Regions from separate parts of the Homo sapiens genome. Here region 1 is linked to region 2. A link is a loop called in an ENCODE intact Hi-C map of the cell type or tissue named here. Cell type or tissue: dorsolateral prefrontal cortex. All regions are shown on one strand. Each heading gives the region's core, and the rest is flanking DNA. Links, peaks and the distances in the headings are about the cores only.

The links. Hi-C counts contacts between places; a loop is a spot of excess contacts. Peaks named below come from ENCODE experiments on the same cell type or tissue, not always from the same donor. Only the 100,000 strongest peaks of a DNase experiment are listed, where the experiment ranks them.
Region 1: it touches region 2 in a loop (3-fold over the local background); 9 of 110 quality-filtered maps call a loop at or near these places.

The regions. Positions count from the first base shown.
Region 1 is chr2:227,475,911-227,492,083 of GRCh38, forward strand. It overlaps AGFG1 (ArfGAP with FG repeats 1), which reads left to right. Exons shown (of 13, transcript NM_004504.5): 2 at 15,637-15,730. Among named protein-coding and RNA genes, the nearest start is that of AGFG1, 12 kb to the left of the region's middle. In dorsolateral prefrontal cortex, for the core only: a CTCF peak has its summit at 4,344; no DNase peak of the experiment used is centred there.
Region 2 is chr2:227,852,772-227,868,944 of GRCh38, forward strand. No RefSeq gene overlaps it. Among named protein-coding and RNA genes, the nearest start is that of DAW1, 11 kb to the right of the region's middle. RefSeq lists an enhancer at 7,656-8,155. In dorsolateral prefrontal cortex, for the core only: CTCF peaks have their summits at 7,537, 9,648 (motif pointing left) and 9,848; a DNase peak (open chromatin) is centred at 7,510; H3K27ac peaks cover 4,029 bases.

The DNA of each region.
Region 1 (16,173 bases), core at 1,150-9,149, 380 kb before region 2:
TATGAATACATAGCAAATAGTATCCACTATCATGAATTCTAAATTTTAGGATAGTGACATACCTTCTATCATTTATACTAATACCTTTTTTTAAAATAAATTGAACTAGCATCTTGTTGTTAATGTTACTAGACTTGGAGCTAATCTTTCTTGTTTCTTTTTTTTCAGATGACTGTCCTATATGCTTGAATGATGTTCATTCAGAGTGTAACTGAATTTAGATTGTAAAACTTTAAAATGAACTTCAGAGTTAGATGCAGTTAAACTATTTGTTACTGAGGCAGAATGATGAAGGCATCCTAACTGATTGGTTTGTCACTATCTTTCACTGTCTTTCTGGTTGTATTTATGGAAATCCCTAAAATTCTGAATGGACACTTCAGACATTTAAAATATAGCCAACAGTAAAAATGGCCTTCATGTTAAATAACTTCTAGTTGATTTAAAGACTAGTTTTAGACTAAATTATTTGTTTTATGGAGACTATAAACATTAGTATAATTGATATGTAATATAAAAGATTGTCCTAGCCTTAAAAAGTGATCCATAAATTTTTCAGTGAGGGTTTAGATAAAATAAAAAATAACATTTGAGAAAGAGGTTGCCACTTTAATACCATCTATTTTATGTGGACAGTGCATTTAAGCTTGAAATTTCACAGGTAATAAATGTAGCTGGATAGTAACTTATATTCTGTTGATTCTGTGTACATTGACTCTTGAGATGAATGTTACAAGAATTTTAATTTTTTTTAGATGACAGATGAAAAGAGGTATTTAATGTTTTTATACAATTAGTAGCATTAGGATGGATTGCAAATCAGATGCTCTTTTGGAGCTCTGTGTATAATATTCAGGACCTTGTGAGGTCACAGTGAGCAGGGATTTATATTCTTAATTCCTTTTTTACTTTTTTTGGATACTCTGATATGGCCACATTCAGTTAAGTATTTAGAGTAAGTGGCCAAAATATTTTATACTTTCTCTCTCTCTCTTTTTTTTTTTTTTTTGAGACATAGTCTCACTCCGTCACCCAGGCTGGAGTGCAGTGGTACGATCACGGCTCACTGCAACCTCTGTCTCCCGGGTTCAAGCCATTCTCCTGCCTCAGCCTCCCAAGTAGCTGGGATTACAGGCGCCCGCCACCATGCCCGGCTAGTTTTTGTATTTATAGTAGAGACTGGGTTTCGCCATGTTGGCCAGGCTCGTCTTAAACTCCTGACCTCAGGTGATCCACCGCCTTGGCCTCTCAAAGTGCTGGAATTACAGGCATGAGCCACCTCGCCTGGCCTAGATACTTTTTCAATTGTGAAGGACAAATTTTTTATTTTAAGCAAATATTTATTAAGTGCCAGATACTAGCCCATGTGCTGGAGATACAACAGTTAAAGTATTTATTGAAAAAAAAGAAAAAACTATTGAGTGCTAGCTGTGTGACAGACATTCTAGTAACAGTGATGTGAGGAAGGTACTATTATCCAAGCTCAACTTTAAGTTGTAAAATTAGTGCACACTCTTAGTGTTTTGCTGTTATAACCTGCTAGAAGTTGGGATCTGGAACTGATGCTGATTCCACCACCAAAGAATGTATGGTTACCATGGTTACCGTAAATTGTTGTGAATTCTATATTTTGGGGATTTAAATGGTAGATTTTACTTCATTGTGTTTCAAATGGCAGAAAAAAGACTTTTTCTTTTTTTTGTTTTTATTTTTTGAGACGGAGTTTCACTCGTCACCCAGGCTGGAGTGCAGTGGTGCGATCTCACCTCACTGCAACCTCCACCTCCCAGGTTCAAGCGACTCTCCTGCCTCAGCCTCCCAAGCAGCTGGGATTACAGGCATGCACCACCATGCCTGGCTAAATTTTTTTTGTATTTTTAGTAGAGATGGGGTTTCACCATGTTGGCCAGGCTGGTCTTGAACTTCTGACCTCAGGTGATCCACCTACCTCGGCCTCCCAAAGTGCTTGGATTACAAGCATGAGCCACCATGCCCAGCCCAGAATAGATATTTTATGATGCATCATAAATGTTTGTTTTATGGCTGTGTCATGCTTTTTATTATTTTTAGGGAACTTCTTAGCTCCAAAATGTGTGTTCTTATTTTTGAGTTTCATTGAGAAAATACTGTTGTGTATTCTGAAATCAATGGGAATGATGGTGCCGTTCCAACAGCGATTCTTTTCAATTTGGCATGTGCATACTACCATGTGCCGTAATTCTCGTGCTATTTTTTATATTTGAATTCTAATTAGAACCCCTCATTGTATGCAGTCAAGTTTGATAGTGGATAAGTTTATCAAAAAATTCAGTTAAAGCAAGCAATCAGTAAAAAAAAAAAAATACATACATGCACACATACATATACATGTATCTATTATATATACATATATAATATATATATTTAGCAAGCATAGGTTTTTTTGTTTGTTTGGGTTTTGTTGTTGGTTTGAGACAGGGTCTCACTCTGTCGCCCAGGCTGGAGTGCAGTGGCATTATCATGGTTCACTGCAGCCTTGACCTCCCCAGGCTTAGGTGATCCTCCGACCTCAGCTTCCCAGGTACCTGGGACTACAGGCGCGTGCCACCATGCCCAGCTAATTTTTGTAGAGATGGGGTTTCGCCATGTTGCCCAGGCTGATCTCCAACTCCTGGCTCAAGCAATCCTCCTACCTTGGTCTTCCAAATTGTGGGGATTACAGGCGTGAATTACCATGCCCTGCCTCAAGCTTAGGTTTTTAAATTTTAACATACAACTGTTAATTTGCTGGCACATAAGGCTTTGAATATGGGTCCACTGATTAGATTCTTTGTCCCCTAATATAACCCAGACTCATGCTGTACTATTTATGATTTTTAGCATTTTAATGTACTTATAAAACAGTTTGAATGCTGAATTCTTCTAGATTTTTATGATTTTTCTCTCAGTCTTTTACAGTTCTTTTCCATGGTCAAATAACAGCTTATCCTAGTGACTTGTTTTAGTCTCTAAAAATACTTAGTTTACATGGAAATAATTCTTCTCACTCATGCCATTGTTTTACATGACATTCACTTAAACTATATACTTACCAAGTACTGTACCAACTATATTACCAAATACTATACCAGACAAATTTTGATAAGCATAAAACTCACTCTCTCCTGAGAGAGGAGCAGGAGAAAGTGGCCTTCTAGCCATGAATGTTCATTGTGCAGTAGGCATTAACTTTAGGTTTCTCAGAGGGAAGGAGAAACATAGATTTAACCAGCAAATTGGATAAGAAGGACTCTTCTGTATAGTGCTGTGGGTACCTTTTATACTGGGAAAACTCCAGCATTCAGGTTGTGGTGACATCATTTGACCATAACTGAGTATAAAGGCATTATTGCCATGTTAAGCCTTTTTCTGTTCCCTATTCATTCATCCATCATTTTTGGCATGTGATTTTTAAACACTGGCTTTTAGTTTCAAAGTGGATAAAATACAGTTTAGATTAAATTTACATTAAATTTTATAATATTAGTGCATTATAAATGAAAAGAATTAAGACATTGTTTTAAAAGAACTTGCCGACCTCTGGATCTCAATTTGAAAATCATTGTCTTTTTAGAAACCTCTGTATCTGTTCCAATAGCATTCTTTGGAAAACAGGCAAATCTCCTTATTTGATATTTTCCTTCTTTTCTGTGCAGCGTGCATGATGTTCACATTTGTGAGAAACTCCTATGGAAATATTCGGGACTAGGTTTTACTACTCCCCCTCATTTTTTCCCCCACTTGAATGTGTTTTCTAATTCAAATCAAAGTGATGATTGTCTAGGGAAATACAACTTGGATACCTTTAATGTATGTAAAAACGTTTTAAAATCAGTTATAACTTTGAGTACTTACATTAATAGCATGTTCCTTGTGACATTTTTTACAACCTTACACACGAGAACTATTGCTAAAGACACCTGATTGAACATTAGAATGAAATTCATGAGCTATTCAGTGGGGACAGGAAACTTATTTGAGTTGTTTGAAATACAGAGAATTAATTTTTGTTTGTGTTAGAACATACTTTGCTCAAAGACTTCTGACTAAGATAGCAATCTTTTTGATTGACACCATACATGTTTTGTAGAGGTCATAATTATACCTTACTTTTATTCTGGTTGCTTGTTTTAAGAGGAATGTTAACAAACTGGAGCATGCTCCAAGGAATCTGATCAAGATGGTAAGGAAGTTTGAAACTATGTATTAGAGGAACATTTGCAGGAACCAAAAATGCTACTAGCTTAAAGAAGAAAAGATTAGACAGTGGGGGAGCTGTACACATGATCACTGTCATTGGGTAATTTAAGGCATTGGGAGAGGTAATACATTTATTTTTACGACTCTAGGGGGAGATGCAACACCAGTGTTTGTAAGTTATGGAGAAACAGTGTATGTTCAGAAAAGGAAAGAGGAATTTTCCTTGTAATTGTCAGATTCCAAAAATTCTTGTCTTTCCATATTTCTTATTTTATTTTATTTTATTTTTGAGATGGAGTCTCACTCCATCTCCCAGGCTGGAGTGCAGTGGCGCCAACTCAGCTCACTACAACTTTCATCTGTCAGGTTCAGGTGATTCTCCTGCCTCAGCCTCCCTGGTAGCTGGGATTACAGGCATGAGCTGCAATGAACTTCCTTCAATATGATCAGATGCATCAGCTACTTTTTTTTTTTTTTTAACTGTTTCTGGGTACTTTTATAATCTTCTGCTCTGGAAATGCTGCTGTCTAGGCCTGCTGTGCGGCTCTCATACCAGAACTTTTCTTCTATCTTCATTCTGGAAATTCCCTTCACTTGTAACCTATGTTAGATGCTCTGTTTCCAGGACCCCCAACATTTCCGTTAGCCTCCTGATGAAAGGTGAATGAGAGGTCATTTTTGAAAGCCACAAAGCTGAAAATGTTTTATTCTGCCTTCTTTTTAAAAATTAGTTTGCCTACATTCACAAAGGTGAAAATACTTTACCCTTGGAACTTTCAATATATTGCTTAGTTGTCTTCAAACCTTCAGTGTTGCTGTTGAGAAGTCTGATGCTATTCTTATTACTGAGTCTTTCTGACCCACTTCTTTTCTTCCCTCTTTTGGAGTATGTAAGATCTTCTTTTCTTCCTGCTGTTCAGAACCTCATATTGAAGTATTTTGGTGTAGGTCTTTTGTTCAGTGTTTTAGGCTTTTTTTTTTTTTTTTTTTTTTTTGAATTTGTTTGGAAACTCACGCTTTTTATAGTGCAGACATATTTTCTCCAATCTTCTTTTTTGGGGAATATAAAAGCCTGTGATGCCACTGTTCTGGGAACCAAGTTGAGGGAGGTGACTGTCATTCTGTGTGTTTGATCTTAGATAATCCTCCAGCTTTCCACATGGTCCCTAACAAGAGTCTTCAGCAGTGTCTTGAGTTTGAAGTCTCTGTGGTATAACCTCTTTAAAACTTTCCTTCAGACTTCCCACCTAGGGCTGGTGGGAGTATGCTTTTGGCTGTTAAGGAACTGGAGAGTCTAATGATTTCTGACCCCACTTTAAGCCCTCACCTGTATCCAGTTCCTTCAGTAAATCTTGATATGTCCTGTGGTGGGAATCAGTTTCCAGTTGGCTTCTCCCACCTTTGCAGAAGCTTCTGTTTTGGCTTTCTCCATAAAGTCACTTACTGCTGGTATTTTGTTTTTAAATCTTCCAAATTTTGTTATTCAAGAACTGTCGTGTGCTTTTGGACTCTTCTCTTGTTCTCTGACGCTCTGTTTATTTTAATTTTTGTGGGCACATAGTAGGTGTATGTATTTATGAGGTACACAAGATAGGAGTTTTGATACAGGCATGCAGTATGAGATAAACACATCATGGTAACCCTCTGTCTCTTGTGGGTTAATACCTTCTTATTCCTTTACTGTCATTTCGTTGTGGGTTTGGGCATGTGAAGAGATTTAGATTTTGTCCACTACTTTTTTTTTTTTTTTTTTTTTTGAGACAGAGTCTCGCTGTTGCCCAGGTTGGAGTGCAGGGGCGCGATCTCTGCTCACTGCAAGCTCTGCCTCCCGGGTTCACGCCATTTTCCTGCCTCAGCCTCCCACGTAGCTGGGACTACAGGCGCCCGCCACCTTGCCCCGCTAATTTTTTGTATTTTTAGTAAAGACGGGGTTTCACCATGTCAGCCAGGATGGTCTCGATCTCCTGACCTCGTGATCTGCCCGCTTCGGCCTCCCAAAGTGCTGAGATTACAGGCGTGAGCCACCGCACCCAGCCTTGTCCACTACTTTTAACTAGAATGCCTTAATTAGGTTTAAGTCATAACTTGAATATTATTTTTTAGATGCTTGCTCTAAGTGTTACAAGGACCTTATGGTGTAGTATTTGTGGCTTTCCCAGAAACTCAGAATAACAATAGGGATTTATATCATGCTTATTATTATATATAGAAAGCTAAATATATTCAGTTTTTTAATGTTGGACTCTGGATAGACGAATATTTTGGACTAGCCAACATATACGGTGTCTTGGCATCAATAGTTTGTAGATTTGATAACCTACTAAAGGCACCTTCCTTCCATCTGTTCTAGATTTTAAATGTATAATTTTATGCTATGAAACATATGTAATATTTTTAGTAAATAACTAGGATGGGCTAGATCTAAATGTCAACTTTATTACTTTCTGCCAGTATTATTGGCAACTACATAAACTTCCACAGGTTATTAAAAATATTTTTACCAGCTTCTCCCACAGCAGGAGAAAAACAATTAATAAAACTAACTAAATAAGCTTTCCTACTTACTCATCCAGCACAGATTGTTATTTGAATTGAACAAATGGTTATTTGCAAGATTGTTTGAGGCCTAGTTAAGAGCAGCACACTGATGGACATATGGAATGAGCCACACCATCTGGTTACAGTCATACCTGGGTGGTGGTCATTAAAACTAAATCTCCTGGGGATCTGCAGATGTCTTAATTATACTACAAAAATGTATTGGGCTGCACCAGTAGGCTACTTTGAACTTCTTGAAACCAGTTAACTTGCAAACATGTTTTCAAGATATCAAAACTGCAGTTATTGAGTCTTTTTTTTTTTTTTTTTTGCACAAAACTGAAGACTTAAAATGTGTATTTGAGGATCTGGAATGGGTGGTACTTCAGTATTGGCCCCATGAAAGTAATGTGGTTTACTTACCCAACACTTTCATCCAATAGTTATGACTAATATGACAGAAAAGTGTTTTATAAACCCTGAATTCACCCTGTAGCTAGAAGGGCTTTAGCAAAAAAGGGAAGTGACCTCAGGTTCACATCTTAAAAATACTTGTTTTGATTCACTGCAGGATTTTATTCACTTAAATGATCAAATTTGGTAGGTGAAGATAGTCTGCTAATGATAAATTTAATTACTCTAAAAATTGTGGTTACTATAGATACTAACACGAAATCAGGACTACAGTTTTTTTATTTCTTGACATACGTTATAATTTTTTGGTATGCAGTTCTGTGAATCTTAACATATGTATAGATTCATATAGCCACCACTCAAATTAGAACATGCAAGTTTTCCATCACCCCAAAAAACTTTTAGCCCTTGTTTTTACTGTACTCCTGGCAATTACTGATCTGTTCTCCAACACTGCAGGTTTTGTCTTTCCAAGAATGTTGTGTAAATGGACTCATAACTTTTCTAGATTGCCTTTTTTCACTCAACATATTATCTTTAAGATTAATCCAAGTTAGTTGTTGTTTATCTTAATAGTTTGTTCCTCCTTGTTGCTAAGTAGTATTCCATTGCTTGTTTGTTTTTCCATTTTCTGTTTGAGGAGTTTCTAGTTTTTGATATATATGAATGGAAATGCTGTAAATGTTTATGCTCAAGTTTTTGGGTGAACGTAAGTTTTCATTTCACTTGGGTAAATATCTAGGGCTAGGTTGTATGGCACATGCATGTTTAATTAAAAAATTGGCCAAGTTTTTTTGGTTTTGTTTTGATTTTTCCCTTTTACTTGTGGAATTCCGTTTTCTTTTTTTTATTATACTTTAAGTTTTGGGGTACATGTGCACAACGTGCAGGTTTGTTACATATATATACACATGCCATGTTGGTGTGCTGCACCCATTAACATTAGGTATATCTCCTAATGCTATCCCTCCCCCCTACCCCCACCCTCCATTTTCTTTTATGGTCACAATTGAAATTGTACTATTGATATTAACATTCCAGAGTTAATCAGTATTTTAATCTTCTGTTAATACAAGGTCTTTAAAAATACAAAGTAGTTTCATTTAAGTGGTGTTTCTTTTTTTTTGAGACGGAGTTTTACTCTGTGGCCCAGGCTGGAGTGCAGTGGCGTGATCTCGGCTCACTGCAACCTCTGCCTCCCAGGTTCAAGTGATTCTGCTGCCTCAGACTCCTGAGTAGCTGGGATTGAGGACTGCCACCACACCTGGCTAATTTTTCTATTTTTAGTAGAGATGGAGTTTTAACCATGTTGGCCAGGCTGCTCTCGAACTCCTGATCACAAGTGATCCACCCGCCTGCTGGGATTAAGATTACAGGTGTGAGCCACCGCGCCTGGCTCATTTAAGTGTTATTGTTGGTAAACATATTATTTGTCCCTTTTTTCCTTCTGTTAGTTGGATGTTACTGTAATAAGATGATATTTGTTTAGATTTGCCAGTTTACAGTTTGCTTACCCCTTAGCATCTCAAGACTTTCTTGGGTCATTTTTCTTCTTAAAGTATATACAGTATAAGCTTCTTTAATGAAGATCTCTTAGTTTTTTTTTTGTTTTTTTTTTTTTTTTTTTTTTTTTTTTTTTTTGAGATGGAGTCTCACTCTGTTACCCAGGCTGGAGTGCAGTGGTACGATCTTGGCTCACTGTAACCTCTGCCTCCTGGGTTCAAGTGATCTTCCTGCCTCAGCCTCCCCAGTAGCTGGGATTACAAGTGTGCGCCAACATGCCCGGCTAATTTTTGTATTTTTGTTGTTAGTAGAGATGGGGTTTCACCATGTTAGCCAGGCTGGTCTCGAACTCCTGAGCTCAGGTGATCTGCCCACCTTGGCCTCCTAAAGTGCTGGGATTACACACATAAGCCACCGTACCTAGCCTAGTGGGTTTTTTTGTTTTGTTTTTTATCTGAAGATACTGTTATTTTGATCTTATACTTCAAACATAGCTTTGCTGGATTCACAAGTTATTTTTTCTTACCACTTGAAGATAATATTCCATGGTCTTCTCCCTTCCATTGAGAAGTCTACTACGAGCCAAATTTTGTTCCCTATATTTTCATTCCAGTTGCTTTTAAGATCTTCTCTGTCTTTGAAGTTTCACCGAATCGTTTCTTTTTTTTTTTTTTTTTTTGAGACAGAGTCTCGCTCAGGCTAGAGTGCAATGGCGTGATCTTAGCTCACTGCAACCTCCAACTCCCAGGTTCAAGTGATTCTCCTGCCTAAGCCTCCTGAGTAGCTAGGATTACAGGCACCCGCCACCATGCCCAGCTAATTTTTTTTTTTTTTTTTTTCCAGTAGAGATGGGGTTTCACCAGGTTGGCCAGGAACTCCTGACCTCAGGTGATCCACCTGCCTCAGCCTCCCAAAGTACTGGGATTACAGGTGTGAGCCACCGCACCCAGCCCAAATTGTTTTTAAATTGGATTTTATTTATCCAGATTTTGATGAGCTGTGCTTTTTATATCTGTAGATGCATGACTTTTATTGGATCTGAAAAAAATCTCAGTCATTATCACTTCAGTGTTACCTTCCAGTTCATTAATTCTCTCTAGTTATGTCTAATCTGCTCTCTACCTGATTTGGTGAATTTTTAATTTCCACATTTATAATTTTTCATTTCTGAAAATTCTGATTTTTAAATTTGCCTCATTCTGATAATTACATATTTCCTGCTCATTTTTACTCCATCTTTCATTTAATGTTTCCTATATACTATATTTCGTAACTGGTAATTCAGATAGCTAGTCTTGGAGGGAGGTGGTGTTAATCTTTTGCATTTACTGACTCAAGCTCATTGGTTTGTTTCATTTTTGTGCGATAATTTTTACTGCAGCCTCATATTTTATTGAACTTAATATTTGGAAATCTTGATAGCTTAAATTGAAAATGCATTCCTTTAGAGAGAATTTGCGTGTTCATGGGATCCTAGGATCCTATGTAACCTGAAGGTATTTTATTTCCCATCCAGGGTCTTAGGTTTAACTTAAGAGAGATATCTGAGGTTGAGCTCTCTCATCTCGCCTTGGCTATTGTTGGCACTTGCTTTCTGAACAACATTGCTTCTTGTGTATAACATGGGACACATTTCTGGTTTCAGCTTAATTTTTAATTTTTTGTCTTTCTTTTCTGTGGGGTGGGGGATCCTTAGAGATTTCCCTTTCTGAAAAGTTCAATAGTATGTTAATAGTCGTAGGGTTTTCGGGGGGTAATTTATGGACTATCATATTGTAGTAGAGGAGCCTTTTCAGTTTGCCATACTGTTGGAAGTAGAAATTAATGAGATTAAATATGTAAAGTGCCAGTCTAGATACTGTATACATATTAATTTCCTACTGCCTTATTAACTTACATTTTGCCAACCAGTTCATATAAGAGTGCTTTATATTATATAGTTTATTTTTGGTTATTTGTTGTGGACACTTTCCTTAGTCTGTTTTCTAACTTAAATTTTAATATATATTCTATATGGATTTTAAACATGTATGTTTACTTTGTTGTTTATTGTTTCAGAGAGAGAAATATTTATTCTGTTTTCTGTTGTTCTGAAAAGAAAGTTATGCAAGATTGAACCTTGGTAGAGTTTATATCTTAGTAGAGAGCCAAAGAACTTCCATGAATTTCTTTTGCTTGGTAATTTACATATTTATTATATTTAGAGCAGTGGTTCTCAACTGCAGGGGTTTTACCCTGTGGGGGATATTTGGCAGTGTCTGGAAACATTTTTGATTGTCACTGTTTGATGAAGGGTGCTACTGACATTTAGTGAGTAGAGCCAGGAATGCAGATGCTGCTCAACATCGTACAATGCATAGGACACCCCTCCACAATAAAGAATTATCCAACCCAAAATGTCAATAGTGTCAAAGTTAAGAAGCCTTGATTTAGAGAAATCAAGATAAGGTGTTGATGCTGGTGGGTATCACAGGATTTGCGAGGGAAGGTTTTCCAGGTTTTAGAAAAATGGAAAGAAAGCCTTAGAATGGAAAACCGCCCTCCTTCTGTTAATTTCTTTTTCTAATTCTTCAGCATAGACGTTCACATTCATAAAGCCAAGACTAAAAATCTAAATTTTTGGAATACTACTGCTAGTCACTTGGACTTTCCATTATTTCTTACCCTTTTTTTCTACTGCAGAGTAAGTTATCTTTATTATAGAAAACTTGGAGAGAATAGAAAATTATGAATAGAAAAAAATTCATTCGATCTCGTCACTTATATACAAGACCTGTTAACATTTTGGAGTATTTGGTTTGTCTGTTTTTTTTTTGCTGATTAAAAAAATTAGCTCTGAGAATACTATATAATTTTTATCTTAAAAAGTTAAAGCACAATTGTAAGTGCATAATGTCATACTTTTTAAAATTGTTATTTGTTTAACCATTTCCTCTTTGGTGTGAAGTGTTTCTGATGTTTTCCTATTATGAATAATGTTTGGTGAACATCTTGTACATAGGTGGTCAGCTCTATTTCCAATTCTTTTTTTAGAATTGATTCCCAAAAGTGGCATAGCTGGGTCAAATGGGAGTAATGAGGTTCTTAATAAAAATTGGTGAGTTTATCCCACAATCAGTGTTTGAGACTACTCATGTTTTGGCACACGGGTGGGTAGGGTGGGGTGTGGGTGGTATAGGGGCGAGACTACTCATTTTCATTGCAACTCATCACTCTGAATGCTACTTAAGACATTGATGGAATCAGTCTTCAGCTTTTTCTCAGACTCTTATAAGCATGTAAAATCCATGTACAAAGCTTTTGAAGGCTAAAAAATGAAAAATCCATGTACAGCCTTGCACTGAGATACAGTTAATATCCCTGAATAAATGGAATATAAAAGAGCAATTAGAGAAAGCAACATGAACACATAAAATTTCCTCATGCTTACTCAATTTATGTAATAAGTGTAGCCTTGTAAAATTGTCTGCCATTTTGTAAATTGAATCTCATTTTGAGTGTACTGAGAGAGCTCATTTGAATAAATCCTGTAACGAGTAACAAATCCTGTAATAGATTTCACTTGGAAAAAATGTCCTTTCCACATTTGGTTATGAGTACATTCTGGTTGTACTTGTTTCATAAGTTCAAAATGTTCACTTATTTAGGTAATATGAATACCTTCTTTGTGCATTAATATACCCTGTGATATGATAGGGCCTGGGATATATTTACACACTGTACTGCATTTGTGAGATTACATATGTGTGACGTAACTTAAAAAGAGTTAGGGTCAGCTTTATGAATTGTTGTTTCCTCATTGAACAGTTTGAGAAGTATACGGGTATAGTTGTTTGCTCCAAAATTTCCAAAACATACATCCTTTTAATAGTGTTTGATATGTCCTCATCAGAAAGTTACTCCTTTGCCTTTTCCATTTTTAAAAGGAGATATTACCAGTAGGTGGAAAGGTTAAGGCTTGTCTGGAACAAGGAGGAGATATTACAGAATAAGGAGAGACAAAGTTGCAAAGTGAGAAGGAAGGAGTAGAGGCATTTGAGAGAACAATAAGATGTTAATTCCTTTGCGAATTGTTTTGGGGCAAGGTAGAATGTATTTTATCATAAATGATTAAACCCTCCCTGAAAGGGGTGGATTAGTGTTCTCATAATACTGATGAGTTGGAAACAAAGTGTTGTGCCCTAAGTGAGTAATAATGACTTTTCTAAATTTTCACTTTTGGAAATTTATTTACTTATTTATTTATTTATTTGAGAGTCTAGCTCTGTTGCCCATGCTGGACTGCAGTGGTGCAATCTTGGCTCACTGCACCCTCTGCCTCCCAGGTTCAGGTGATTCTGCTGCCTCAGCCTCCCGAGTAGCTGGGACTACAGGCGTGCGACACCATGCCCAGATAATTTTTGTAGTTTTTAGTAGAGACAGGGTTTCAACATGTTGGCCAGGCTGATCTCGAACTCCTGACCTCAAGTGATCTTTCCACCTTGGCCTCCCAAAGTACTGGGATTACAGGCATGAGCCACTGTGCCCGGCCACTTTTGGAAATTTGAAACTAGTCTTTAGAGCCTTATTTTATGATTGCAAGCTTTAAAGGTACTTGCAAGTTACTACTGAGGTTGTTTCTTCAGAGTTAGTTTTGAGAGTTTTTTTTTTTTTTTTTTTTTTTTTGAGACGGAGTCTCAGTCTGCTGCCCAGGATGGAATGCAGTGGCGCAATCTCAGCTCACTGCAACTTCCGCCTCCTGGGGTCAAGCGATTCTCCTGCCTCAGCCTCCTAAGTAGCTGGCAAGCGCCACCACACCTGCCTAATTTTCGTATTTTTAGTAGAGATGGGGTTTCACCATGTTGGCCAGGCTGGTCTCAAACTTCTGACCTCAAGTGATATGCCCACCTTGGCCTCCCAAAGTACTGAGATTACAGGTGTGAGCCACCACACCTGGCCAAGTTTGAGAGTTTTACCAGAATAAAATTTCGGTTACTTAGTTCTTCTTGTTCAGCCTTTATTTCCCTATTTTATGACAACAGAAGGAAAAAATGAGTATAAAATTTAAAGCAAAACAAAACAACAACCAAACCCAAGTTAACTTTTCCCTACTTTGAAATTCGAAACAAATGAAGTGTAACTTGTCTTAATTCAGATCATGATCTGAAAGATGACATTTATCTGTGACAAGGGGGAGGGAGAAAAAGAAGCAGTGAATTGAGGAGCTTCTCCTTTGTGTTTTGACAAGCAAAAATACTTTTTTTTTTTTTTGAGACAGAATCTTGCTCTGTTTTCCAGGATGGAGTGCAGTGGCACGATCTTGGCTCACTGCAACCTCTGCCTCCTGGGTTCAAGCAATTTTCATGCCTCAGCCTCCCGAGTAGCTGAGATTACAGGTGCATGCCACCACGCCCAGCTTATTTTTGTATTTTTAGTAAAGACAGGGTTTTGCCATGTTGCCCAGGCTGGTCTTGAACTCCTGACCTCAGGTGAGCTCGTCGTCTCGGCCCCCCAAAGTGCTGGGGTTACAGATGTGAACCACAGCACCCAGCCCAAAAATACCGTGAATTTCTAGAATGTTACGCACCATATTTAATTATTCAAAATGTTCCCAAAATATTTTTTAAAAACTTCTGGTACATTTATTATTTTATATCATTGTTAAATATCCTATTTAATTAGTGTGAATGATTACAAATTGACTGACAAATTCTTTAAAAATATTACTGCAGTTGGCCGGGCGTGGTCGCTCACGCCTGTAATCCCAGCACTTTGGGAGGCCGAGGCAGGTGGATCACGAGGTCAGGAGATTGAGAACATCCTGGCTAACACGGTGAAACCCTGTCTCTACTAAAAATACAAAAAATTAGCCGGACGTGGTGGCGGGTACCTGTAGTCCCAGCTACTCAGGAGACTGAGGCAGGAGAATGGCGTGAACCCGGGAGGTGGAGCTTGCAGTGAGCCGAGACTGCGCCACTGCACTCCAGCCTGGGCGACAGAGCGAGACTCCGTCTCAAAAAAAAAAAAAAAAATTACTGCAGTAATTGCTGTAGAACCTAGAGTTCAAATGAGACCTTTGTCAGAGAACATGACCCCAAAGTAGTTCTGTGGAACTTTGCGTAGGTTACTTGGTATTTTGCATAGATTATTGGGCCATTATTCTTGTGGGTGGACCTGCCCACAAGATAGTTGGACAACATGTAAATAGTTATTAAATCTGTTTGAGTGCATTTCCACTCGGTTTTTCATGTGCGTGTTCAAACATCAAGGTAAAGTCCTTTTAAGGCCATCCATACAGAAAAGGCTTCAGGGTTCTAAAGGACCTTAAAAATTGTTAAATCATGCATGCAGCAATTTTTTTGAATCTCTTCCGTATGTCCCTGCAGTTTCCTCTTGTACACACTGTCTTTTGAGGTGACTGAAAATGTTCTTTATTATAAATTCTTACTTGAATTGATGGCAAGATAGGACTTTACTAATTGGTTTATTACCTCAATTCATGATATTACTTGTAATATAGTTTTCTAAATTAGTCTTAAGCTTATTTAAAGCTAACAGCTGTTTGATAAGGATATTTGTATAGCTCTGGTCTTATTATATCATTGTTTCTTAGGAAATATGAAATATTTAAAGAATTTTAATAATTCTTTCATAGAGTTCTTCATATGTATAGTCTTTTCATCAGAAACACACTAAAGCACTATTTGCATTTCCTAGAAACTCATGTGTCACAGTTACTTTGTGTTTTTAACTAGGTGGTTAATTGAATTTATTGTTAAGTCTATTATTTAATGAGTCTAACCAAACCTTAATATCTATTATTAAGTTTAATAGTTTAAAATAATTTAAAAATACTTTGAGTTTATGGAATGAAAACACTGTTTCAAGTTTGTGTGTTGGTTAGAAATATTTTGAATTACTAGATGTGTCATTTTAAAAATGTGGTATGTACTAGTAAATTTTGTAAAATATTTTATCTTTTAGGCGAGGATTAAATCCACCACACAGGGTGAAATCTATCTCCATGACAACATTCACACAACAGGAAATTGAATTCTTACAAAAACATGGAAATGAAGTAAGTGGTTTTTTTTTTTTTTTGCAATTTTTGACTTTTTTGTTGGCAGTCATTTTAATGAGATTTAATAAGTTATTTAAAACGTTGAATTTCACGGTCTAAATAAGTTATTTTTGTATTTTATATTTAGATATTTTAAAATGTACTCATTTAATAATGTATTTGGAATTAATGTTTACTACATAAACACTTTACCGTAAATCTGAGGTGAAATGTGTGTATTTAAAAGTCATCAGTCTTGAATATAAAAGGCGTTTCGGAGGACACCCATTATTACAGTTATTGTTAGTCTTCGCTTCAAAAGTCAAAAAAGAGGAAGAGAATTCATTTTGTGATGTTGTGTTAAACTTGTTAGAGTGTTGTGTGATCAGCTTTCACTTGAAGTCCTCTATTTTTCGTAAATTTTTAACTTTGGACGTGTAGGTGATGTGTAATGTTTAGCA
Region 2 (16,173 bases), core at 4,742-12,741:
GTCTCAGCAGAGAGGGAAGCTGGAGATGGGGCAGGACAGACAATAATCTCCCGAAGTCCAAAGTTAAGCCATTTCTCCTCTGAAGTCCAGGTGTCCCTCTGAAGTCAAGTCACCTTTCTCCAGTCAAGCCACTTCTCTCTTTCTACCGACTAAGTCTGGGGTCTTTACAGGCACAGGATCGGGGGTGGGGCAGGCTGTAGGTAGTTTTGGAAAAGGCAACGTTTGATTGGTAAAAAGACATTATTCAGAAAGAACCAATTGGGAGAGAGCAGGCAAACAGGGATAGAAGTTCTCACTTTGGGTCATGGGTTTCAGGCTTTTCGGCTCAAAGGTGGAGTTTCAGTGGGGTCCTGCCCCTGTCTACCTAGAATTTATCTGCCTCCTGCCTCTAGCCAAATCGCCTGTATTGCTTTTAAAACAGTTACTTGATCCTAACTCAGACCTAAAGGGTCTGAGTTTCTGGGAGGTTTGGCATGGGTATTTTATTTTTCCTAAACCATACAAATGACCTCACCTTTGTTAAGAATCTTGCCATGCATCAATGGTTCTTACCCCTGGCTGCCTGTTACGTTTACTGGGAGAAGTGCCAGGGCCTTACTTAGGAATGCTTTGCGTGGGAATATCTGGCTGGGGATGATGGGGCTGGACATCAGTGGTTTCTAAAAGCTCTCCAGATGACTCTACTTTGCACCTGGGGTAAAGAATTTCAGGGGAAATATGCTTGTATTCACATAATTGTGCACAGTTTCAGGAGCTCAGTGTAAGGAATCCTGCACGTCACAGTTTGAAGCCAGTAGTCAGCCAGTCTTTAGTGTGACTGAATAAATCACGGGGCTTCCTCAGGTGGCACACCCAGGGCAAGCATTGTGATACTAACTAATGCTTCTTGAGGACTTTCTGGGTCCCCAGCCCCATTTGAGGGGTTTCAACTTATTGCTCTGTCTCTCAGGGACTTAAGAAGGTCAGCATTTTTATTAACCTCATTTTACAGGAGAGGGAATGAAGGTCAAATCAATTGTCTGGATTCATGCCCTGAGTAATGATGTAACCTGGCTCAGCACTTATCCCCTTAACCAGAACGCTGGGCAGGAGGAAGAAGAGCTTGTCTGGGAAAGGGTTTGGAGGGGATTGTTGAGAAGGAAAGTTAATGGAGAAGCTCCCAGCATGTTGGCAAGTAAGGGTGAGTCAGCTTTGCTAAGTGCAGAAGCTGGTGGAAAGGCACTTGGGAACATCCCTGGGTGGGAAGGAGAGTTGGTGCATGAAGTTTGTTTGATCAAAGACAAACTTCCTTGTCCTATTTCAAAAATTCCCCAGAGCTTTGTACCCAAAGGAGAGGACGAAGACTGTTTTTCGGTGTGAGGCATGAGGCACGTAAGCTGTAAAGTGCTCTTCAGTGGTGAGCTCTTCTTATTACCATGTGGCCACTCAAAGAAAAGTCATTTGAATCGAAGGTATAGTATTACACGTTCAGTCTCTGGAATGAGGGCAGTCATGGCCCTTTCCTTTGTGTTGTTCCGACCACACCAAGAGAAGAAGCCATGCTTTGGAAGGAAAAAAGAAGATCAGGAAAATGCTCTTACAGGATGGAGTCATAAAGATGAAGGCACTGGAAACTGTGGTGTGAGGAACCAGTGGGGTTTCGAGGTGATCTTAAAGGCCATGTAAAGCTGGCTTCCGCTGGGCTGTCCTGTAGAAGAGAAGTTAGATATGCCAGGTACAGTTCCAAGGGCTAACCTGGTAGGTAGAGGCAGGAGGTTTTATCCTATTAGAAGAAAGCTATCTATCTCCAACTGTCTTGAGAAGTGTATTGTTTGTTACCAGAAAGAACCAAGATAGGGTGAACATTGGCTTCAAAGAGAGTGTACCTTTCAAGGTCTTTGTAACTAACATTCAGTAGTTCTATGATGATTCCTCAGCCTCACTCAGTTACGGAACAAGACTTTATTGGTTTATTGGCGTTGTGCTGAGCTTGAGTGATGCAGTGGTGAATTCGTTGACTTGGCAGGTAAAGGAGACGGAGAAATAAACAACTCCATTCCTATACTTACTCCAAAACCCAGGTAGTGAGTTCAGATTCTTTAGCACTGTGTTTCCTATTTATATTTTATTTTATTTTTTGAGACAGGATCTGGCTCTGTCACTCAGGCTGGAGTGCAATGGCTCCATCTTGGCTCACTGAAACCCTGCCTCCTGGGCTCAAATGATCCTCCCACCTCAGCCTCCCAAGTAGCTGGGACCACAGATGTGCACCACCACACTCAGTTAATTTTTATATTTTTTGTAGATATGTGGTTTTTCCATGTTCCCCAGGCTGGTCTCAAGCACCTGGGCTCAAGCAATCCTCCCTCCTCGGCCTCCCAAAGTGCTGGAATTACAGTCGTGAGCCACTGTGCCCAGCCTTCTATTTATATTTTAGAGTTCTCTCTCTCTCTGTTTTATTTTTATGTCCCTCTTTCTTTACATTTAGTATCTTCTTTTCCTCTTCTGAAGCCATCTGTCTCTTAGTTATTTTTTCTTGTATCTCCTATTCTTTCACTTATTCCATTCCTATTACCATTAATATATGGGTGTACTCCACTTATATAGGTATATATCTAAATATCTGCTCATTGTTTCTATATTCCTGGTTACAATAGAAAAATCAAATTAGTATAGTCTGCAAATATTTAAGCATCACACATAACTTTCATCAAACCCATGACATATTTCAATAAAAGAGAAAATCATCCCTTCTCTCCTCCAAACCAGTTCTCTGAAAGGAGAACTTCCTTCCTCCGCCTTAGTCATGGGAAGTACTGAGAAGTTTATACCAGAAAATACATCTAACATTGTATATTTTGTTACTGGATAATGAATAGCTTTCTTGTTCTGCCTAGGGTTATCAGGTGCCAAACATTTCTAGAACAGTAGCCTCAGTAGGACAGCCAACCCTGACAATTCATTGTTTAAAAAGTGGGGGTTTCCACTGTGAAAAAACGATTTGAATTTTTTTCTTTTCATGTCTATAGGTTAAAATCATGCGTGAATTTTGATAATAAGCATTTCAATATAGTTCTGCTTTACCATAAAAGTGGAGAGCATGTAACAACATATTTTAGGAACATTAACTTGAATACAAAAAAATAAAAAATCCCTGTAGGCAATAGCACTTCCTGCTTCAAGAAAGAAATAAATCAAGGTAGTAGTGGAAGCAGGAGGCTGCATATGAACACAGTTCTGTTACCTGTAAACTATGTTCAGGTACATTTAACCATACGTTTAAACAGTGATATAGTCCAGAAGTTTTAATATGATATTGGCCCTGTATTCTAAAGGAGGTTTTACCCCGATAACTTTCTACCTGCAAAAAGAAATCAGACCCCAGTTAGGATGAGATTTTCCCTGGCTTTGTGCCCTGCTAGATAATAGAAATTCTTTTTTTATCATTCCTGTAATGTTGCACACTTTTTACTCATTGTATCCCTGAAAAAGATATGGCCAGTTGTCTGACTGCCACAGAGATCATCAATTGTTAAGGGATAGGGAAATGACATTTCATGATTTGTGCCAGGTACTTTACAAGGTGGTTTACACCTATTTCTTGGGATAATTCTTCTAGCTACAGATAAACATTTTACACATGGAGTACTGAGGCTTGGCTCTGAGAAGGTCAGTAAATTGTCCACATTCTCATAGGGATTAGGTAGCAGAGTAGGAATTGGAACTCCCACCATTCTGATCCTAACACTTCTTTTTTTTTTTTTTTTTTTTGTATTTTTAGTAGAGATGGGCTTTTACCATGTTGGTCAGGCTGGTCTCAAACTCCTGACCTCAGGTGATCTGCTCGCCTCGGCCTCCCAGAGTGCTGGGATTACACACTTGAGCCACCACTCACGGCCTCCTAACACTCTTGAACTTTTCATCACAGCTAAGAACATAGCTCAGATTTGGGTTTAAACACCCTGCTCCCATTCTTTCTCACAGCTCAGAGAGGACTTGGGTGGGAAGGTCACATAAAAAACTTGAGCTGGAAGGATGCCTCAGAAATGTAGTCTTTGGTTTCTCAGCCTCCAGCTTGCAGTGGAGCCAAGTCCATGGGGGTTGGGATGGAGCTGATGGAGCCAAAGTCCAATTCTTGCCATAGACCAAAGCTTTGACCACTTGACACCCATGTGTCCCCATCTTCCCACACTTAAACTTTCAAACCACAATAGCAACAAAAAAATGCTCTCTTGATGGCAATAAAACCATCCCTCATGCAAATGAGAATACTTTTTTCCCAAAGCAGGGACCGCAAATGTCATCAGTTGCAGCGTTCATCTCTGGGGTTTAGTCCTTCTTTCTTTAGTTTAACCACAGTCCTGTATGGTTTTACTATAACCTATGGACAAAATTATGAAGTTAACACCCACCAAAAAGCCTCATGTAAAATCGTGTTGCAGGACTTTTCCTTAATTCAGCTGAAGATGGGGTTCTTCGTCCCACAGCCATGAAAATTTAGGCTCGCCGACAATTTGAATGGTAAGACAGGGTTTTATGGCTGGGCGCGGTGGCTCACGCCTGTAATCCCAGCACTTTGGGAGGCTGAGGTGGGCAGATAACCTGAGGACAGGAGTTCAAGACCAGCCTGGCCAATAGACTGTCTGTATCTCTACTAAAAATACAAAAATTAGCTGGGCATGAGGATGGGTGCCTGCAATCCCAGCTACTCGGGAGGCTGAGGCAGGATAATCACTTGAACTTGGGAGGTGGAGGTTGCAGTGAGCCAAGATTGCACCATTACACTCCAGCCTGGGTGACAGAGCGAGACTCTGTCTCAAAAAAAAAAAAAAAAAAAAAAACAACAACCCAGGGTTTTACTGGGTAAAAAAGTTAGAAAAGATGGAAACAGGAACTCTCAGCTAGGCCAGGGTCCCCGTTAGAGGACTTCCTGCTCAGCCATTCGAATCCCAGTTTCCACACAGGAAGAGGACAGGCCAGGCTCCTCCCTGTTGCAAATACCATGAACTTGTGTGGCTCCTCCCAGTGTTCAGGCCGGTTGGAGAGGCTGGAGATTCTCTGGGGACCCTCTCCCACCTGGCTGTCTCAATAGTAGAAAAATGGGAGAGAGAAAAAAATAAGACACAGCGTGGAAAGAAGAAATAAGTTTGCTATAACGATGAACAGTGTTCATTTCCGCAACTGATCATGAAGTTTATTTGGTATTTATTGTGTCTATTTCCTCCTCCACTGCCAATTCTGTGATCTCTTTGCCTTCAGCAGGCTAGGGTGTTTATTTAGGGGGGGGTCATCCAAACCTTCCTTTGTGAATGGCATGAACCCTAGGAAGGTCCTTGTCATGTTGGTTCCCATGGTCTTCCACTGACTTTTACCACCTGACATGACAAGATTTCTGGGTTTGAGGAATATTCTCCCATCAACTGTATGATTTAACAGGAACTCCATTTCCCCTTGATAATCAGTCTACTCTTCCCAGTCAATGTGGTAAATCCCTCCCCTGCTTTTTTTTTGGATTGTTTATTCAGGGACAAAAGGAACCTGAAATGGCCAAAGGGTAGCTTTTAGTTACGGGAACACGGGTGTGTCTAATGGTGGAATAATTTTGTTCTTACGATCTCAGACGTCTGAACAAGCAGAATCACAGTCGAATAGATCATGATCAGACTTTTTTGAGTAAATTACTGGGTGGAATGTGAAGAGATGCCACTCACATTCCCACCATTGGCATCCAGAACAACGTGTTCTGACCATAGGAGAGACAGCACCCAAGATGGTCGGGTGCTGGTTCACAGCAAAAAAACCACATCAAGAACAACACACCCCAACCTAACAAATATTGCTTTTCTTTTTTTTTTGAGATGGAGTCTCGGCTCTGTCACCCAGGCTGGAGCGCATTGGCGCGGCCTCAGCTCACTGCACCCTCTGCCTCCTGGGTTCATGCAATTCTCCTTCCTCAGCCTCCAGAGTAGCTGGGATGACAGATGTGCACCAATATGCCCAGCTAATTTTTGTGTTTTTGTAGAGATGGGGTTTCGCGATGTTGATCAGGCTGGTCTCGAACTCCTGACCTTAAGTAAACCACCCGCCTCAGCCTTCCAAAGTGCTGGGATTACAGGTGTGAGCCACCGCACCCGGCCAAGTGTTGCTTTTCCACTCGGCCCTGGAGCTGAGTGTTCTATAGGCCAGTTGCTCAGGCAAGGTATGTGGCAAGAGAAGAGAACCATTTGACTGCCTTGATTCTTGTGAGAAACAATATTGTTTGGATACCAGGATGATGGACAAGGCAGATTGTGTTGCAGGAGGGAGCATAGCAGGCAGATAAGGAAAATTCTTTTATTTGAGACGGAGTCTCACTCTGTTGCCCAGGCTGGAGTGCAGTGGCATGATCTCGGCTCACTGCAAGCTCCGCCTCCCAGGTTCACACCATTCTCCTGCCTCAGCCTCCCAAGTAGCTGGGACTACAGGCGCCTGCCACCATGCCTGGCTAATTTTTTGTATTTTTAGTAGAGACGGGGTTTCTCCATGTTAGCCAGGATGGTCTCAATCTCCTGACCTCGTGATCTGCCCCTCTTGGCTTCCCAAAGTGCTAGGATTACAGATGTGAACCACTGCGCCCGGCCAGATATGGAAAATTCTTATCTAGCATAAGTCTTTTTCACTGTGGGCAATTTTTTGTCCCCTTTGTGATGAGCAGTTCCAACACAATCAACCTTCTGGTGGGTGTCAGCCTGGCTCTCCAGGGATGGTAAAAGAATGGGCTTCAAGGTTGATTGCTGCTGCAGGCAATTTGGATGCGTAGCAGTGCAATTGGCAAGCCAGCCCAGTGGCAATAGATAGGCCAGCCTTGGTGACAAGGAATCCTCTATGGGCCATGTCTTACCTTTATTCCAGCCTCTTACACTACTTTATTAATGAGCCCATTGAGCATAAACTGGGGTTGGTGGGGAGGAGGCTGACTGACAGCCAGTGTGGATTTATTTATTTATTTATTTATTTTTTTGAGACAGGGTCTCATTCTCTCATTCTGTAACTCAGGCTGGATTGCAGTGGCACGATCTCGGCTCACTGCAGCCGCCGCCTCCTGGGTTCAAGTGATTCTCCTGCTTCAGCCTTCTGAGTAGCTTGGATTACAGGCACATGCCACCACACCTGGCTAATTTTCGCATTTTTAGTTTCGGCATGTTGGTCAGGCTGGTCTTGAACTCCTGACCTCAGGTGATCCACCTGCCTTGGCCTCCTAAAGTGCTGGGATTACAGAGATGACCCACTGAGCCCAGTCTCTAATCACTTCTTTTACTAATTAATGATTGGGTAGGACTCAGTGGTAGTTTTAACTAAAGTGATCGAAACGGGAAGTACGTTTTCCAAATCATTAGTGGGCGAGAACAGATTCTGAGCAGAATTTTCAGGTGGGTCTGCCAAAGCAACACTGCAGAACTGTTCACTAGGCCTGTGGCTGACTCTGCTATGATCAGGGAATAGGGAACTGGGACACCAGCACACAGCTGATGGCTGTGGGCCACAATCTCGCTGGCATTCTGAATGGCCTGCACTTGTCTTGTCACCATCCATGATGCTAGAGCCCAGCTGTGGAGAGCTCTGTTAGAGCTGCTGCAGAAGGAAACAGACTACCCCCATGATGACCGGGCTGAGCTTGCCTGCGGCAGCCCTGACTCTACCTGCCAATGCTGCTTCTGCTTCCCAGATGGCACGGGCATCACCTGGGTGTTGCCTGCTTGATGGGAATCAGGCCACACGTGGAACCTGGGCCCTGAAGCTGTCTGCGGTCTCCAGCAGGCACTAGGCCCACTGGCAGGGAAATGAAACAGAACTGAATGAGCCAACCAAAGCTGCCAATGTGGCCATGTCAGAGTTTTGGAAATAAAAGGACTTAACTGATAAAATATGAGGAAAAGGGGAAAGGGATTGTTCAGGTGGGCTTTGAAGAAGAAAGAGATGGTTTAGGAAAAGGAGCTGCTACAAAGGCAGAGTTGGAGACAGAAACATGGAACTAAAACATAAGAGAGAAAGAAAAAAGACAGAAAGGCAGGAAAAAGCGAAAGGAGCTTCAAGACAAAAGGGAGTGCCAACAGTCTGAGAAAGAAAGAGGAGGTGGAGAGGATCTGGAATCCCCCTTTGGGAGAGTAGCCAAGGTTTGCGCAGCTACACCTTCCCCCCATTACCTACTACTGTTGCTCTTTTGAGATGCTGGGCAGTCTGTGAGATTTATGTCCTGGGAACAAAGTTAACAGAGGCAGTAACAAGCATAAAACCATAGGCTTTAAAAGTTTTTATCATTTTAAGTATTTCCTGTATATATTTCCATTGAAAACAAGAAATAAGAACAAGCTGATCTTTCCCTTTCTGCTTTAAAATGTCACTTTTCAGCAAGCACATATTCAGTTCAGTTGACACACACAAAGCCAAAATCCTGGCTGAGACACATTCAAGCTATTATCATCTTGGAATTTGTTACGGTAAGTCCTGCAGGGACTGTGTGGTGTTGAGTTGGCACAGACGCACCTCAGAGAAGCAGTAGTATAAACAGTTCTGTATTTGCAAAAGGAAATAAGAAAATAATTGAAAAAGTAAGAAATTTAGACCAAGGCAAGTAAAATTGGCTAAATAAAGAACTATTTCAAAATGGCCTTAAACAGAGAGGGCGTATCAAGCTGTGCTCTTCTCTCAAAGCCTCAATTTGTCATCTGTAAAATGGGAACAATGGTCCTTACTGCATAGTTTTTGTGAAGATTGAAGCAGATGATTTGGGTGATACAATTAACCCAGAGCCTGGTACAAAGTATGCATTCAATAAATGTTAATTATTATCATTGTTACCATTGCTAGCATGTTTGGTGTCATGGCAAGGAGTTCTCTCTCTCTCTCTCTCTTTCTCGGAGTCTCACTCTGTCACTCAGGCTGGAGTACAGTGGCGTGCAATCTTGGCTCACTGCTACCTCTTGCCTCCCAGGTTCAAGCGATGTTCCTGCCTCAGTCTCCCAAGTAGCTGGGATTATAGGCGCCCACCACCACACCCAGCTAATTTTTGTATTTTTAGTAGACATGGGGTTTCACCATGTTGCTCAGGCTGGTCTCAAACTCCTGATCTCAAGTGATCTGCCTGCCTCTACCTCCCAAAATGCTGGGGTTACAGGCGTGAGCCACCGCGCCCGGCCAAGTTATTTCAAAGATAAGTTTTAGGTAGCTAAAAGGAAAGAGTTTGCTCAATACTTAGGCTCTTTTGTCTGGCCTAGGCTCTGGGCTCCCTTCCTCCTTCCCTCCCTTCCTTCCTTCATTTCTTCCTTCCTTCCTTCCTTTTCTGAATATTTTGTTGTATTTATTGTTTATTTTATTATAAAAAGTTTTATTTTTATTATTTGTAAAAATTTTTGTGGGTACATAGTAGGTATATATATTGATAGGGTACATGAGATATTTTGACACAGCATGCAATGTGAAATAAGCACATTTCAGATGTCTCTGAGGATTGGAAAAAAAAAGCACATCATGGAGAATGGGTTATCCATCCCCTGAAGCATTTATCTTTTGAGTTACAAAAAACCCAATTACATTATTTAAGTTATTTTAAAATATACAATTAAGTTATTATTGACCTACGGAAAGAATGTAAATGCTCTTATAAAACAGGTGTACACTTCTGCCCCCTACTGGCAGTGAGCTATTTAGCAGATAAATAACCTTGACCTAATTGCAACAATCCCTCGATGTGGTATTTTATTTGGAATAGATGGTTAGACATATTTTGCATATCAACACGTATTCCAGAGTTAAACAATTTAGTTATAGAAGTGGTTAATTCCGTTACGATAATGTTCAACGAAAAAAGATTTTAGGTGCCTAGAAATTGGGTATACAGCCCACTGTATATATTTACATCATTTGTTTTATACAATAGCCCCATGAGGCAGATAGTATTATTATCCCCGTTTTGATTTGAGCAAATCGAGGTTCTAAAAGGGATCTGCTAGTAAGTGGAAGAACTGGCATTCAAACGTCAAGCTCCTCTGACTCACATTTGTGTCCTTTCCGGGCAGGCCATCAGGCCTCCCTAAAGAGGACGAACTCATCAGCAACATCAAAAGTCTGACTCTTGGCAGGTCTGATGTAATTACACATTGCACCATCTTTCCCTCACTTCATTTTCATTGAAAAGCAACTTGCAACCAAGTACACTAGAGGAGAGTATAAGCTCATGAGGGAGTGTGGAGAGGTGAAGGCTTTTTGTGAGCAGGGCTAGTCTAGGGGGAGCCTACAATGATCAGCTGCCCCCTGGGCACGTGTCCAGGGCTGGGTGGCCCACTGAGAAGTCTGGATAGCTCCCAAAGCCCTGCCAGTGAGTGGGGCAAAGGCTGGCCCTTGCTCAGCTTGGGTTTTCTGGCTGCGGGAATGCCCCCATTAGGCCTGGAGGTCCTGGCAGTGTGAAGGAACACCCTCTAACCCAGAGCTGATGCCTTTCCCTAATCTGCCCAAAGTCATGGCTTGTGCTAGCAGTGGCACCATATAAAGCATGGCAGGATGTCTTTACCTGTTTGCATGAAATTCACAAGCCTAGCCAGGGCCTTTTTCTCAGGCAAGGCAGAGGGCACCAGTGATCTGATTCCAGTCAATCCCCAGCACCACTACCATCAGCATATTTAGAGAATGACTCATTTAACTGGGTAGAAGGGAGAAGGAGGGAGACAATTAGTCACAGTTGGAGGTAGGAGGGCAGGAGAGAACTTCTTTGGAATTTTGGGATCCAAGAAGAGAGATAAATGACGCCGAGCTTCTTTGAGGTGATCCTGGAAATCCAGCAAGCCTCACAAAGCAGCTTTCATGCATTGCAGAAAGGAGTGGGCATTGAGTGGAAATGGCAGCCTGATGCAGGCTGGAGAGAGATGACTAATTTATCTGTCAAACTGGCAAGTTTAGGTATTTAGAAGTTCACTGGACCCCAGAGTGGGGCATGGAAGTCACCAAGAACTACAGGTTCTTTAAGGGACCCAGGGCCAAGAGGAGAGACTCCAGAAGTGGCACACAGCAGACTGTCCTCTGGGGGCTGAAACAGGGTGCAGTGACATTTCAGCAAGTTGCTGCAGTGAAGGTGGTAGGAGGCACCCTGACAAGCTGAGGAGGGCATTATAATGCAAGTGGGAGCATAGAACCAATGACAACCAAGGCTAATAATTTCAGACCTTTTCTCCATTAATCCGCAAAGGGCTATTGTATCAGATCCTTCAGGAGTTTAGAGTAAACCCTGTAAGAGGAAGAAAAATCAGACAAGTAACACCGAATAGAATGGAGTTTTCAACATGAATGAATGAACCATCACTAGGGTCCCGCGAGTTTACTTGAGAGTGGCCAGATGCAGTTGTTGGCATAGGGATTGGAGGCAGGCATTGTACGGTAGGGACATTTTGGAGTGTGTGATGTGAACTCCACATCCAGCACATACTGTTGCAGAAAATCAAATTGAGCATGTGGACAAGGTGTTCTTCACTGGGTGAGGCTTTAGAACAGCTGACGTGGGAGGCTTACTGGGTGGCAGAATGACAAGAATCAAAGCTAGAGCAGGAATAAGTGAGTCGTGGTGCCTGAGTGCTGAATGGAATGAGCGAAAATCATTTGCAGTTGAGTAACTGAGGATTAGAAGGGCAAACGATTTGCTTAAAGGTCATCAATGAAAGGGCAGGATTGGAACTTCTGTCTTCCAACGAGCAACCCACTGTTTCATACCTTTCCACATTTATCTTTTTGTGAAAACACACAGACACACAGCGAGCACAAGATCATGGAACCATAGAAACGAAAGGAAAATTTTATCTAGTCCTGTCTCTCAGCCGACTTAGTATTATGTTTTACAATCATCTTGGCAACCGGTCAAACTGCCTCAGCTAGAACATTTCCAGTGCTGGGAAATTCTCATACTTTTGGACACAGCTTAGTCTATTCATCCATTACTGGACAAACTGGCAATGGAGTTCTTTATAGGGAGCCAACATCTGCCTCCATGAATCCAACTCTCTTAGCCCTGCCCTCTAGTTCTGCACATAATCAATGACTTCCTCTTCCAAATCATAATGAAAATCACTCACTAATCAAGGACCTATGGTGTGCCAGTCACAAAGGGTGGCATTATGCCCACCCCAGGGTCTCTGGTTCATGTTCCAGATATCCCTGGTCTTTCTGCACCTGTATCGTTCTTCTCTGGACTGTCTCTAGCTTGGGAAGGTATAGAATCCATTCTTCCCTTCCAGATCCTCTAGGCCATTTATTTAAGAAAGTAAATCTATTTGGGTCCACAGAGAAAGTAGTTATGATTTTAAAAATATAAACTAATTTTAATGTTTAAGCCAACTGTACTAACACTAATTGATATAATTAGCAAGGTATACTTGTCAAGGATCACACAAAAGATTCCAAATTGCAGTTGGAGCAATTGTTGACCTAGATCATCAATTGAAATGGAAATGATATGTACATGCCCTTTCCTCAGTTTCAAACAAATTTAGCATAATAATGCTTATTATTATCATCACCGTCCCTAATTCTTACAGAATGTTTCAAGTGAATCAGGCTCATAGTGACAACTCTATGAATTGGATACGATGATCATTTCTAGCTTTTTGAGGAGGAAACTAAAGCCCAGAGAGGTGATGGACCTTGCCCAAGATCGCATGTCTAGAAAACGGTAGGCTTCAAGTCAGGCATTCTGCTCTAATGACTCAGTGGCAAAGCTGTTTATCAGCTGTGCCAGCTGTTTATCAGCCTGCCATGTACTGGCATTGACCCATCAGTGAATGTAAATTTGGTCACACCTAGAGGTCTCTCTCCCACTAACCTACAATCATTTCTTCCTTTCTTCTTTTTTGTTTTGTTTTTTTAGATGGAGTTTCGCTCTTGTCACCCATGCTGGAGTACAATGGCATGATCTCAGCTTACTGCAACCTCCGCCTCCTTGGTTCAAGCGATTCTCCTGCCTCAGCCTCCCAAGTAGCTGGGATTACAGGCAGGTGCCATCATGCCCGGCTAATTTTATACTTTTGGTAGAGACAGGGTTCCACCACGTTGGTCAGGCTGGTCTCAAACTCCTGACCTCAGGTGGTCCACCGCCTCGGCCTCCCAAAGTGATGGGATCACAGGCGTGAGCCACCTCACCTGGCAACCTACAATCATTTCAAACTCACCCGAAGTCTGATTCTTTCTGTGAATAACTCCCTTGCAATATTTTTCAGAATTAGATCTATAACAGCAGCATGCCTGGTACTAGCAGGTCCTTTATACACATTTATTGAATGATACAATTAGTGGCCCTGGCCCTGTTAGTTTTCAAGTCCCAGGTAAGATCAGATGCTTTTGAGTCCTGCTGTGGGGATGGAGGCAGGCAGAGGAAGAGGGTAAATGGCGATGTCTGGTCCACATGCCCCCACCCTGATGCCGTTCCTCCGCTCTGGGGCCTGCTGTGATGAGGTCACCTTTAAACCCTGTGCACAGCAGACTGCTCCTGCCTGGCTCTGAGCATCTGTGCCTTCTCTTTCTAGGAGAGGATTGCATCTCTCTTTTTATCTGCTGCTCTCAGTGAGGCTCCAACACCAGTGATGCAGTCATCTCACTGAAGTTGGTTTTCTCCAGGAGAAGCTGAGCCAAATGGAATCCACCAAGCCCAGCCGCAGCCGGAAGCCCTACTCCTCCCTTACCTTGCCCAGCCTCAAAAATACAGAATCTGGATCCCCCGGACTGACTCCTTCTTCCTTCTCCTCCTCCTCCTCTTTCTCTCTCTCTCTCTATAAATATAAATATATATATGTATAGATATACTACATCCATATATATATATATATATTTTGAGACAGGTTCTGGCTCTGTCACCCAGGCTGGAGTGCAGTGGTGTGATCTCAGCTCACTGAACCACCGCCTCCTAGGCTCAAGCCATCCTCCCACCTCAGCCTCCTGAGTGGCTTGGACTACAGGTGAGTGCCACCACACTGGGCTAATTTTTGTACATTTTGTAGAGATGGGGTTTTTCCCTGTTGCCCAGGCTGGTCTCAAACTCCTGAGCTCAGGCAGTCTTCCTGCCTTGGCCTCCCAAAGCACTGTGATTACAGGCGTGAGCCACCAGAGCCACCATACATATTTTGATTTTAGAGACTACCTCCCTCCCCAACTCCCATCCTCCCAGGTACCTTCTGATTCTTCCCTCAGCCTGATGTCCACTGTCCTCTCTCAGTGCATTGGAGCATCTGAAACCCAATTATGTAGAAAATTCCAGCTTCTTCCCGTGTTGTTTCTGGTTCTCATTTACATTCGAGGATGTGGTTGAACAATCAATTTACTGTTCCTGACAATCAGGGAAGACTGCCTGGAATACACAGAAAGACCTGATCATTGGAGATGAAGCCCAATTTCACTCACTTCGTTCTGTCCAAGCCAGTGTAACCTATTAAGCTAGCACAGTGGCTCTCAAGCTTCATCATTCACTAGAATCACCAGGAAAGCACATTTAAACATGGGTTGTTGGACTTCACCATCAGTGTTTCTGATTCAGTAGGTCGGGACTCGGGGGAGGCGAAAATGTACATTGCTGATGAATTCCTAAGTGATACTGACCCTGCTGGTCCGGGAACCATGCTTGGAGAACTGAAGCCTAGAGTGACTTCACTGTATTAGCCTGGATTGGTTTAGGAGATTAAAATTACTGCTACTCATTATTTAGTTTCTGGTTGTTCAAGGCAGGTCCTGGTGGGAATGTCTTAGTTCAGGCTTCCATAACAAGTACCGTTGACTGGGTGGCTCACAAACAATAGAAACTTCTTCCTCACAGTTCTGGAGGCTGGAAGTCTGAGATCAGGGTGCCAGCATGCCCTTTTATTTTGAAATAAATCAGTATACTTTTCCTAAGAACAAGGACATTCTCTTACATAACCAGTACAATGATCAAAGTCAAGAAACTTAACACTGATAAAATACTATTATCTAAACCACAATCCCTATATACAGAGTTCATCCATTGTCTCAACGATGCCCTTTGTAAGTAATTATTATTCTGGTTCAGGATCTATCATCACTCAGTGCATTTAGTTGTCCTTTTTAGATTTATTTAATCTCAAGTATTTCTTTAGAGTTTTCTTTCCTTGACTGTCAACAGTTATTTTATACAATTTCCTCAGTTTGGTTTGCTCCGATGTTTCCTTATGATTTGAGTCAAGTAATTCATTTTGGGCAGGAATTCCAGAGAATTGCTGTTTTTTTTTGTTTATTGTTTTTTGTTTTTTTTTTTAACAGAGTCTTGCTCTGTTGCCAGGCTGCAGTGCAGTGGCACGATCTCGGCCCACTGCAACCTCCGACTCCCTGGTACAAGCAATTCTCCTGCCTCAGCCTCCAGAGTAGCTGAGATTACAGGCACGTTCCACCACGCCCAGCTAATTTTTGTATTTTTAGTAGAGATGCGGTTTCACCATGTTGGCCAGGATGGTCTCGATCTCCTGACCTTATGATCTGCCCACCTTGGCCTCCCAAAGTGCTGGGATTACAGGCATGAGCCACTGCACCCGGCTTTGCTGTGTTCTCTTCAGTGCATCGTAATACCAGGTAATATATGTCAGTTTGTCCCACTATTGGTGATGTCCTCCCTGACTCAAGTGATCCTTTCACCTCAGCCTCCTGAGTAGCTGGGACAATAGGGGCATGTACCACACCCAGCTAATTAATTTTTTTGTAGAGACCGGATCTTGCCTTGTTGCCTAGGCTGGTCTTGAACTCCTGGGTTCAAGCAATCCTCCTAACTTGGCCTCCCAAAGTGTTGGGATTATAGGTAAGAGCCACCGTGCCCCACCCAAAGATCACGTTTTAAATGGGTGCCCCACCCAAAGATCACATTTTAAATGGCATGAGCACAAGCAATAACATAGGTGACCAAAATCTACCAAAGACTTTCTCATTTCTATAGAGCAAACTCTTTGCCCCTCCCTCCATAAGTCCTTCCAGAGTGTCTTAGTGGCTAGGAGAAAGTTTGAGCTGGGAGAGAGCTTGGATTTCATACGGTTCCCTGTTTTCCAAGTATGGGATGCTTACTACTGGTGAGAAAAAGATGATTTTTTTTTTGCACATTTATATTGGGTTAAATTGTGTCACTTAGTAGCAAAGGCTTTGCCATCTCAACAATCTTTTCAATCTTCTGAACACATCAAGTAGGAA